Regions from separate parts of the Homo sapiens genome. Here region 2 is linked to region 1. Evidence: chromatin loops called from intact Hi-C (ENCODE). Cell type or tissue: HCT116. All regions are shown on one strand. Each heading gives the region's core, and the rest is flanking DNA. Links, peaks and the distances in the headings are about the cores only.

Region 1 (6,272 bases), core at 779-4,778:
CATCATCTCTCTGGACTTGACTTTGACCAGTCTGCTTTTACATCTCTGGAGATGTGTTGCAGGTGCCAGCCTCAGTGGTCTCCAGAGCTGCCAGCCTCCCATTCAGTGACCTAGGTGGCCACAGACATCTGACTATCATTGTGAAGTTTCAGAAAGTCTGAATAAACATCAACATTTTCATAAAGAAGCCGAGAAATTCCAGATGCAGCAAGCCAGTGAGAGAAATGCTGTGGAAAGGAAGTGGTAACAGGCACTCCCACATCTCTTGGACAGACATTCACATTTTCTACTCAGGGCATCTACTTACCCCCAAATGTAAGAACTGAACAAACATCACTTTCACAACCCATCCCAGTGAAGGCCTATTTTGATTCCAGAAATTTAGCAACTTGACCAAAGAAGTCTACCTATGAAAATTCCTGGCCACTTTCCTCCAATCTGAGACAAGAATGACAAGGAATATTTTTTCCCTCTCAGGAAAGAGAATCCTGCTGAGATTGGAATTGTCCATTCTAGACAGGGTCTGGCTTCTAGAATTTTAGGCAAGACACAATTAGTTAAAAAAAATGTGTGTAGTGAAATCAGACATACAGAAATACCATGAATAATTTTGAGTATTGTTATTTGATGTTTTAGAGGGAAAGAAATATTTTTTATTAGACATTTTAAAGGCCAGAATATTTTTCAAATATATTCTTTCTTCTAGGTTAACTGCTGCCCCTTTATTGAGGAACTGTCTTATTTAAATGTGGTAGAGAAGAATTCAGCTCAAAAATTGTTAATATTGGAAATAGAAATGATTCTTTCTGGAAACTGTAGCTCTATTGCTGTTATGCTGGTTGTCAGGTGGAATTTGGAACCAGATTTCCACATGTTCTGTTCCTGCGATAGCAGGATCCTTCCCTGTGTGAATGGAGGGTTTCACACCTTTGTACTCTATGTCAAGCGTTAAGCTTCCAATCACCATCCCTGAAAAGTATCCCTAAAAACATAGTGACAAGACAATATGTGTACTCAGATTTTTAGTGAGGAATATTCAGATAGTTCCATTTGAATTCAAATTCAGTAAAATGGAATGGTTTTAGCAAATAAGTTGCAACTATTTGTGTGGAAATTATTTCCTTTAGAGGTACCGTTCATACATTTAACACTTATGGAATTGCCTAGCATGTTCATGTGTATTTTTCCTTCTTAGTCTCTGCTTATAAAATGAAAAGTTTTGTTTCTCTAAAATTTTCAGGCATCTGAAAGTAGATGGAGAAATCTAAAAATGAAGAACAGAAATAGGTCTGACCATGAACAGCAAATCCCATGTACCAACTGAAATTAATGTTTTTCTTGATAGGCATATTGGAAAAAAGAAGATGCTAAGAAAAAAACTTATTATTAATGAGAATGTATTGGTTTCATTTAAACTAGGATCAGATTTTATAAATAGTAGGACTTTTAGCTTGATTATGTTATGGCCTAAACTGCCATGCAGAATTTGGTTTTCTTTTTTTCTTTTGATGTCTGCACTTTGTGAGGTTATCAATTAATCCTTTACAAGCTAATTGAAGTGCAGACTTGTGACAGAACAACAATTAGAATAAAAGGAGTTAATAAAACTATAGGACTGCGCCTTATGACTCAAAGTTTATGATCTACACGTTGAGTAATTTAGACAAGTCATCTGAAAAATAAATTTGAAGCCATTTAATTTTATTATTTATTTATTATTATTATCTGAGACAGAATCTTTCTCTGTCACCCAGGCTGGAATGCAGTGGTGTGATCTCAGCTGACTGCAACCTCCAACTCCCAGGTTCAAGTGATTCTCCTGCCTCAACCTCCTGAGTAGCTGGCATTACAGGTACGCACCACCACACATGGCTCATTTTTGTATTTTTAGTAGAGATGGGGTTCTACCATATTGGCCAGGCTGGTCTCAGACTCCTGGCCTCAAGTGATCTACCTGCCTTGGCCTCCCAAAGTACTGGGATTACAAGCATGAGCCAGTGTGCCCGGCCCAAATTAGCCATTTAAGAGTTCAGTAAACTCTGTTGATTGTTTGTATTTCACTCCATGCTAAGAAGACTATGACCTATTAACTTCAGAGTAATTCTCGCTAGTACTACAACCATAGGATTGAGCCAGCCATTATATTGAAAGTGAGGCTCTTGTACACATGGATTGAATGAACTCAAGACTGCCAACTATTGTCAGTTAGTAGCTGAATTGCAGAGATCTTGGCACAGAGTATTTAAAAATATGCTTTGGCTAGTCCCAAAAGAATTACTTTACTTTTAGAGTACTTTGAGAACACGCCATAAATGTGTGTTTGGCACAGGTCTATCTATTATATTCATTTGTATGTTTTCATGGAAACTATCAGTCCACCAAAGCTTTTATACAGAAATATAATATCCTTGAATGAAAGTGATTGGAAAAGAATCAATTTCCTCTGTATACTAGGGCTATAATAATAAAATGCATAAAGGGGTCAGGGGTTGGACAAACTTGTAGCATGACTTGTCCATTGTTTATCATCTATACTTCACATGTAAGAGTTAACAATATCAATTCAATCAATAGCAAGGCAGGAATGCTTGTTTCACTTAATGTTGAATACACACGCGCACACACACACACACACATATGCACACACAGTATATATGGAAAAAAGTCTCCCCTGGGATGGCAGAGTAGTGTTATTTCAAGAAAGCTGAACTTGGAATCTGGGAAACTTGGTCTAGCCCAGTTTTTCTATAAACTCATTGTGTAACCATAGGCAAGGCACAATTACTGTGAGTCTCAGTCTCCTTTTTGTAAATCAAAGGAGTCTGACTCTTTCTAAGATATTTTCAATCTGCACTTTTTGATCTTCAGGGGATGATAAGAGGAAAGTGGGAAGGGGGCAAATACAATGAATAATGAGATGACTTCCCAGATTTTGCTCCTTCCCAATGTCTGTGAATTCACCATGTCTGTGAATCTATTTTTATTAGCACAAGAAGCTCTCACAGCTCAAGCTCGGCATTTCCATAATTAGGTCAGGAACCAAAAAGAATGGCACAAACTAGCTAAATTCTTGAGTCATAATGACTCAGTAGCTTATGAGGCCAAATCAGAGTTTCTGTGGGAATAGCTAGCTTCATAAACATTCTTGGCATGATTGGCTTCAGGGACCATGCTTTGAACAAGCAACCTAAGGACACCGAGCAAGGTCTAGGGACAGAGATTCTGACTCAATCCAAGGGCTTCAACCTCTTCTCAGTCTGTATGACACAAGGCCTCTGACTTTGGCTAGTGCTGTGACTGCCACTTACTCTTCCTTGCTCTCAGTTCCACGTTTACAAGATGAGATGCTGTCTAAAGTCATTTACTGTTCTGTTATTTTTATGGGCTCTTTAGAATACGTAAAATATTTGGACTCTACAATAAAACAAAATAGTCAACTCCGATTCTCTACGTGTGTACTCTGCAAATTTAACTATATGCATTAGTTTTTATTGTGACATACAACAAGCTGACAATGTTCTTTTACTTGTGTGAAATTAATAAGCCTGACATCTTTGTATTCCTCCTATTCTTTTACGTCATATTCACTGGACATAGGCAATTCATTTGTGTATCTGTATGAGTCTGTTCTCACACTGAAATAAAGAAATACCTGAGACTGGGTAATTTATAAATAAAGGAGGTTTAATTGGCTCACAATTCTGCAGGCTGTATAGGAGGCATAGTGGCTTCTGCTCAGCTTCCAGAGAGGCCTCAGGAAACTTACCATAATGGCAGAAGGCAAAAGGGAAGCCAGCACTTCACATAATAGAGCAGGAGAAAGAGAGAGGGGTAAGGTGCCACACACCTTAAACAACCAGATCTCATGAGAACTCACTATTTTGATGACAGCACCAAGGGGGATGATGTTAAACCATTCAGGAGAAACTGTCCCCATGGTCCAGCCACCCACTAGACCCCACCTTCAACATTAGAGATTACAATTTGATGTGAGATTTGGTGGCGATGCAGATCCATATCAGCATCACTTGCTTCTCAGCTTTAATAGGCCTCCCTTAAACCCCCCAAAATCTATTCTTAAGTATTCTTTGAATTCTTCTTGTTGCATCAAAGAATTCTTCTTTTTAAGAAAAGACATAAAGTTCTCTGTAACGTGTAGCAATGATAGTCAACAGTGGGATATTGCCAGAGAAATGTAATGTGTATTAGTTTGCTGGTGCTGCAATAACCAAATTGGGTGGCTTAGACAACAGAACTGTGTTGTCTCAATGTTCTAGAGGATAGAAGTTTGAGACCAAGGTGTCAGCAGGGTCAGTTCCTTCTGAGGGCTGTGACAGAGAATCTGTTTCATGCCTCTTTCCTAGCATTTGGTGGTTTGTTAACAATCTGTCGTTCCTTGATTTGTAGAAGTGTCACTTCAGTTTCTGATGTCATCTTCACATGGTGTCTTCCACATTTGCTTATCTGTGTCCTACTTTCCCCTTTTTATAAGGAAACCAGTCATACTGGATGAGGGGCTACCCTAGTCCAGTATGACTGCATTTTACCTTAACTAATTAATATCTACAACAATTCTACTTCCAAATAGGGTCACATTTTAGGGGAATGCAATTCAACCTATTGTATATGGCTTCCAATATTCTTAGTGTGGGGAGAATCCCATTAATGAAATTGGTTTCAGAGCTCAGTTGATCAAAGTTTCAGAGCTCAGTTGCTTTAATAACACATTTCTATGGAAGACTCTTGGCTAAATTATGCAGAACCAATGAGTTTGCTGTTATTCTGCTGTCTCTTTCTGGGTCCTTTTGCTCTTGGTGGGTCTGCTACCCTTAATTCTTTTGTATTACCTGCCCTTCAGAACAGATACGTAATTTATAATTAAACTTCTGTCACAGACTTTGTCGATTTAGGGAACATCTCTGATCTCTCTTGCTAATCATGACAGAATTTTGGAGTCTATTTAACTTCTTAGCTGGTAGCTCTATCTGACATGCTTACAGAATTACGAGATGTTAAATTTTAAAAATTATCTCTCTATATTTCACTTCAAACCATCCTCTTCACTTTCGTCTTCAACAAGGTAACTAACCATTTTAGCCAGCTCCTCATTTCTGTGACTTGTTCTTTTATTCTGGTCTCAGAAAACCTTAGCCTTCTTAAGTCTTCTCTCCCTTCATCTCCAGTATCCAACTTGTCAAAAGTTACTATAATTTTTCTCTTTGACTTGTCTCTAATGTCCACCGTACCTGTTTTAAGCACTTTATTTGGGGAAAATATTCCTATCTTTGCCTGTTCACAGAAATATCTAGAACCTATTCTTTGTGAGGGAGAAAGGGTGGGGCCTAAGATTTATCAAGCACAAGGTACTTTGCTAGGCACTGTACATAGACTATCTTATTTTAATCACATAATAATCCCATGATATGTTTTTGCCTAACTTTATGAACAGATACAGAAAAATCTAAACACATTATTTGTGACCATAAACTAATAGCCAAGGAGAAAACATCTCCGGAGTTTTTCACATTTCAGGAAGAACTGCTGGACTTTAACACCATTTGAATGATAATAATAATGATGATAATATATTTATTAACCACTTACTTCCTGTTAGGCTCTGGCCCACAAGGGCTTTGACTACTTTATGCCATTTTATCCTCATAACAACCTTTGGAGGAAGGTGAAAACTTTGTTTTACAACATGAGAAAACTGAGGCTAAGGGAGGTAAAATAACTTGACCAAAGTTTCATAGCTGGGAATTAGTAGAACCTATATTGGAACTCAATCAGCTTGAGTTCAGACCCTTTACTTTTAATGACAACACTATTTGAAAATGTGAGATATCACACATTGTTTTCTACTTAGTCATCTTTTGCAAAAGCACTCCCAGCTCTCTTCATTAAAATTGCCACACTTAAACACTACACTACACATCTTGCCATAATTTCTAGCTGAGTGTTGGGCACAAAGTTTATGTGCAATACATACTTTCAGTAATTTCCTCCATAATTAAAAGCTGTTTCTTTTAACTAGCCACATGAATGTGATTTTAAATACACTAAACACAACTGGAAAAGTCATTACTAAATTATGGGTTGAGAAAAATATTGGACACAGAGTTGACACTAATGTTTTAGCCCTGCTTTGTCACTAACACCTGTGATACTCAGTTTTTTCATCTGTAAATTGAAAAGCTTTGTTTTAGAATGTTTCAGTATAAAATGATTTTTTAAAATATTTTTTACAGTTTTAATAGAGCTATCAATTTACA
Region 2 (6,272 bases), core at 1,022-5,021, 660 kb after region 1:
TGAGAGACTACAAATCTTGTACAAGTAGGAGGCACAGAGGACCAGCCCAGGAACTGATTAGAGAGGCTTATACACACCACACACAACAGAGACACACATACATACACAAAGACATGCTGTGTTAGCCTATGTGAAAGGGAAAGTTGGATTCAAGGCAAGGACCAACAGATTAAATATTTAAACATTCTTCTGTATAGTAAGCCAATGAGGATAAACGTACAAATAGAATGCTGATGAGCATTTAAAATATCTATCACATTATTCTGTTAATATATGTATCACATTACTCTGTTATGTACATTACAGGTCATATGAGGAATCTGAAATTCTCTGCAGCCCTGCTCAAATATAGGAAGCCATTTAGGGCTGTTCAAAGTATCTAGGATTGGTTATTCTTGACACATGAATGAATGACTGCCTTGGTTCAGCTGTTCTTTTTCTAAATCATTTTTAACAAGTGCATTTTAATGGCCATTACTGTTTTATTCATGTTAGGTTATCATTATTGCAGTTAACCTCACATTTACTTTGCTAGTATCTTTCTTTGAAAATCTTTGACATTTTAGTTGGTTTTGATTTGTCTTTCTGGTCACACTCCATTAATAATAACTTAAATCTGAATAGTCCTTTTTGGCTTATGAAGAATTCATATTATCATTTGTACCCCTGAACAGCTCTGAGGGATGGGCAGAGATTATAATTGCTATTTTACAGGTAAGAAAACTGAGGCTTAGTGAAGATAAAGGACTTGTCCAAGGTCATAGGCATGAAGAATGGCAGAGCCAAAACTTAAATAAAAGTCTTTTGACTTCTTTGACAGTGCTTTTGTCATATGACATGACACCCATCACTAAGCCAGCCTGGCTGGCAAAGATTCAATGTTCACACACATTAGATATGCTTATGTTCAAGAACACAAATACACACACACACACACACCCACACCCACACACACACACACCAGCTGTCAAACAAATAGAAATCAAAGAAAATATTAAGGAGAACTCACAATATTATTGTGTCCCACATTCTCAGAAAGAGAGGCATGAAAACCCACTATCACAATTTCTTCCCAGCAAAAATTCCAAGGCTCCTTCTTTCTTGCCAGGTGTTTGTATAAAGTTACCCAAATTTGATGTTCTTTTGAGTGATTTGGGAGAACCCCCATACCACTTTGACCACCAAAAATATCCTCAGGGACAGGAGAAAAATTAGTAGGAATAAGTAAAGCAGTAAATTCTAACCAGGGCCCTTATATAAATATTCACGTTAAAACTGAACAAAGTTTATTTAGATAAAGAGCCAGAGAAATGGCAGAAGGCAGACCTAAAGAGCTGGTTTACAGGACAGATATGCTGAGCCTATGAGAGGAAATAATTCAACTGGTATTCTTCCAGGCATTTCATCTCCTTCCAGTTTTCCAGTATTTCATTAGATTGTCCTGGTTTAAAGATTATGAAGTATAATCCAACATATCCACTGAATTGATGGAAGGCTGAAGGGCCAAACATGCTAGCTTATTATTAAAGACTTCACCACAAGTCTGGGGTTCCATAATTAAATTCATTCATCCCCAAAAGTAGAATTAAGTACCAGCTTATACATTACCAGATATTACCACACATTTCTGGTATGGATTAACACTTTCAGATCTCTAGTAACTGTCTTACAGACATTGAATGTTAGAGCTAGAAAAGACTTAAGGGAACATCCAAGTCATATTTTAATAAATGAAGAACTTAAAGAAATTTGTTTAGATGCACATAACTAGACAAGGAATAAGTACTGATCTTTGAGTGAAAAAAGCAAAAAATAGAAGTGTGTATAGTATACTGCAATTTATGTTTGAAAGGGATGTATATGATATGTGCATATCCACAGACTATCTGAAAAATATGAGGAAAAATTGTTGCTTCAAACATAAGGGATTTTAGATACTGGAGAACAGAAGTAGGAGGAAAATTTACTTTTTACTAGATATCCTTTGCTACTCAATAACAGTTTACACATCTGTCACCCCCACTAAGAGTACAAACTCCTTGATGGTAAGGCCCACCAGCCATATTATATTCATCTTAGTAATCCAAAATGGGCCTAGCAACTGTTTCTTCATTTTTTCCAGGGAAAAAATGATTTGTTAGTGTATTTAGAAAGATTGTAAAGCTTGAATTTTGTGATAGGGATTCATTTTAAATATTTTATTAGGTGTTTTATTAACCAATCCTTTTGTAGCCTGTATACACTCTTGGCATTACCCTGGAATAGGATATTGCAAAATCAACGCACATTTTCTAAGAAGTAGAAAACTATGATCCAGAATTAAGTAAGGCAAAAGCAAAGAAAACAACTCTCAAGAAGATGGAAATTGAATTATTTACAGACAGAAGTTTCTTCAAAGTTTTCCAGAAGATACTTACATTAAAAATTGTGAGAAATTTGCCACTTCTCTCTCTCTCTCTCCAGCATTATGATGACATGTCCCTTAAGATTCAAATTTTCATTAAGTCCCTTTATACATTGTGAGCATGGAGTTCGTGTATGCCCAGCATTAGAACTACAGAGGGCAGGGAGTGGGCAGGCAGAATATTGAACAGACCTAAGTGTGTATCACACTTGCCCTCTAGTGTGCATTTGCCAACAATGCACTTCTCTGGGCTGTCTGGTTTTAAGCCTAGGGCGTTTCCAAACAGAGGTCTTTTCAAGCTGGTTTTTATAAACAGATAAGCCCCATTTATATTAATTCTGTTTACTGCTAATTTGTAAAGAGTGCTATTAATGGGCTTAGAAGCAGCGTATTCTTATTAATAGTTAAACATCTCCCTCTTATTCATACAACTCTTGCTTTGTAAACTTTCTTTCACAAAAGGACAAAGATAGACTTTAATGGTCCAATTAACCAATTTCTAAACTAATGAATTCATAGTATTTTAATACAAGAAATAAAGGTGCATAATTATGATAGTGATTTTTAAAATATTTCATACTATTACATGAAGAAGCATTTTCTCTTCAACTCAGAAGACTTCTGCAGGCTTTGTTCCTGTTTGCTCTTTACATTTACATTTATTTGTGACTACATCAAAGCAGCCCTCATCTGGCAGATGAAAAATCTCTACTGTAGCATAAAGCCTATAAATTATCAACTGTTTCCATTTAGAATATAATTTTGGCACTTATTAACAAAGCCTAACCAGGACTGAGGTTTATTCTAGCTCGTTTTATCATTCTCTGTGCACTGCATTCGCCTCATGGTCCAAGATGTGTGGTCTGTTTCCAGTAACATATCAGCAATCCAGCCAGAAGGAAGGAGGAAGGGGAAGACATATCCACTCCTTTTTAGGATTCTTCCTGGAAGGTACACCCATGACAACTATACACAATTGGCAAGAATGGCTGAAATGGCCCTGCCTGGCTGAAATGTCTTCATTCTGGGCTGCTCTATTCCCAGGTGAAGACGGGAAAACAGGGCAAGAAAGGCAGAATCGATATGGGGGACAACCAGTAGTCTCTCCCATAGTCTATGTTCCTACCAATTGCCTTTATTTGACAGATTCCACTATTCTCTATTTTTTGTTTGTTTGTTTTCTATAGAAAGTAGCATTTTCCTTTTCATTTGACTTCTATCATGAAGTTCTGATGTTAAAGACTGTTTCCCTTTTTTTTCCCCATTCTATCTCTAAATAAACTCAAGTCACTTGGCCTTGCAGAGTTTCACCAAGTTGGTGCATTGGTTCCTCCCACAGGTGATGGCTGTGCTGCCTGGCCCTCTGCAGCTGCTGGGAGTGCTGCTTACCATTTCCCTGAGTTCCATCAGGCTCATTCAGGCTGGTGCCTACTATGGGATCAAGCCGCTGCCACCTCAAATTCCTCCTCAGATGCCACCACAAATTCCACAATACCAGCCCCTGGGTCAGCAAGTACCTCACATGCCTTTGGCCAAAGATGGCCTTGCCATGGGCAAGGAGATGCCCCACTTGCAGTATGGCAAAGAGTATCCACACCTACCCCAATATATGAAGGAAATTCAACCGGCGCCAAGAATGGGCAAGGAAGCCGTACCCAAGAAAGGCAAAGGTAACATCATACTCCCAGGCTGTTATAAAACAACAGCTTTCCAAATCTCTAAATTATGGGATCAGAGGGGGAAGATAAATTTTAGAAGCTTTAGTTTTAGAATTTGTTACTGGCATTTTTAAAATGCCTACTGTGTTCTAACCATATTCTTGAAAACTTCAAGCCTTAAAGACACAGATAAGACTACCATTTATGTTTTGCTTTATTATTTTAACTAGCATCAGATGAAATAAAATATATTAAATCACAAATAGTCTATCCCCTTATTGTTTATTTATTCAAACATTCAGCAACTATCTATAGTGAGCACCTATTTGTGTCAGGCTCTGGGCCAGATGCTGGGAGCTAAAGCAGTGAAAAAAAAGAAAGGTGACAAGTCAGTCTTCTGAACTAAGAGAGCAATGTTGTAAGGACCTGCTGTGTTAAAAGAAAAGTCACAGGAAAGCATTTTGCGAACTAAGTATTAGACAGGTGCAAGTGTTCTTAATACTACTCTAATTACATATGTCAATCAATAGATCAACAGAAGGAAACTAAGAGTATAGACTGCATCTAGGGATGACACCTGAAAATCTCTCCTGTTGCTTTCTTGGCGTATTTATTTAGCACCAACAAAATGCCCCTCAGTGTGACAGACACTTGACGATAAATTCATTTGGTTTGTCTGGAGTTCTCAGAAACCTAGTACTTGCTGCATCAGAGCAGCAATTACCTTTGAGGAAGTGGAGCCAGTCCCACTAGTCCCTACAATGGCAGGAAGCTCCACCTCTGGAGAACTACTGGATTTGGAACTTAGAGGCCTAGATGCCTGGATGCCAGAAATGAGAGAGACCTAGTCATTTGACCTTTCAGAGCCTATTTTTCTTCATTTGTAAAATAAGATTGTTGAGAGAATCAGTGACATACATAGTAAGTAAAGTGCTGAGTAAATGCTAAAGCACCATAGGAAATTGGAGTTGCTACAACTGCTCATTCAACAAATCCTCAGTAAGAACAGAGTGTGTTCCAGGCTCTGTGCTAGACACCAGGGATTCCTGATTCATCTCTCCTACTCTTCCCCAGATAACTCCTCAATACAGTAACTACACAATTCGCTGGTTAGAAATAGCATGCCTGAATAGTACTATAATCATATCTATTCATGTAAAGAAAGTATTCCTGACTTTCTTCTCTTTAGGAGCTAGTATTATACTTAGAAGATTATCTCAGACATTTCTTTTCCTTCCTTTATTGAATGGCTTGCCTTGCCTTTGGCACTTCTTGTACTTACTCTGATGGATCCTCATATCTCGAAATGAGTTCTCTGTTTGTATTTTATTCTCTGACAGTAGCTCAGCAAAAAGTACAATGGTCAGGATTAAGGTGCTACTAGTGACATAAGTATTATGCCAAGAAGATATTGGGACCATATATTTCATTTCTCCATGTTATCCATTAGTCCCAGCAGCATGGGAGATCCAGAGTTGTGTTCATCTGAAAGGCACAGCATGTTCATTATAACAGCACGTGCTGTGTATTTCAATAACAATTTGAGAAACGGTGACACCTTTCACATCTATTCTCTAATCTTGTAGTGTGGCTGTATTATTCTTATTCTTGCTGTACAGATAGGCAAGCAGAGATGCTGACAGCTTAAGGGACCCAGTCACAATCTCACGCCAAGACCAGAAAGATAAGCAGAGCTTCTTGTTCCTAAGTCAAGCTCTCGACTTCATCCATACTGTTTATCATTCTAAAATATCTTATTCATCTCTCCTACTTAAAAGCCAGATTTGTATATGAGAAATTATTTGTTAAATTAATGAACTAATATTTGAGGCTTAGGAAATCCCACAGCACCTTCAAGAAATTAAGCAAATCTACTAATTCTAAAGGAGAGATGTGGAAAGATGTTATTGAACCACACAAAAAATAACTCTATTCTTTCCTATTTCACATCATACTGTATTTAAGCATAAGAGGAAATATCTTGGCCATAAATTATTATATTTAAAAACTTTGCCAGGCACAGGAAGAAAAATCCTGCATATTCTCTCTTAAATGTGGAATCTAAAACAATCGAACTCATAGAAACCCAGAGGAGAATGGTGGTTACCAGAGGCCTTGGGGTGGGGCAGGAGGGAGAGAATGGAGAGATGATGATGAAAGGTTTAAAGCCTCAGTTAGGCAGGAGAAATAAGTTGTTTTTTGGATATCTA

What was found. A loop is a pair of places that touch in the nucleus more often than their neighbours do. Peaks named below come from ENCODE experiments on the same cell type or tissue, not always from the same donor. Only the 100,000 strongest peaks of a DNase experiment are listed, where the experiment ranks them.
Region 2: a loop joins it to region 1, with 2.2 times the contacts of the local background. A loop is called at or near these places in 5 of 110 quality-filtered maps.

What each region holds. Positions count from the first base shown.
Region 1 is chr3:99,126,205-99,132,476 of GRCh38, forward strand. No RefSeq gene overlaps it. Among named protein-coding and RNA genes, the nearest start is that of LINC00973, 210 kb to the left of the region's middle. In HCT116, for the core only: no CTCF peak of the experiment used is centred there; a DNase peak (open chromatin) is centred at 3,157; H3K4me3 peaks cover 459 bases.
Region 2 is chr3:99,786,937-99,793,208 of GRCh38, forward strand. COL8A1 (collagen type VIII alpha 1 chain) reads left to right here. Exons shown (of 4, transcript NM_020351.4): 3 at 3,744-4,074. The coding sequence starts at 3,747. Among named protein-coding and RNA genes, the nearest start is that of CMSS1, 28 kb to the right of the region's middle. In HCT116, for the core only: a CTCF peak has its summit at 2,610; a DNase peak (open chromatin) is centred at 2,625; H3K27me3 peaks cover 42 bases.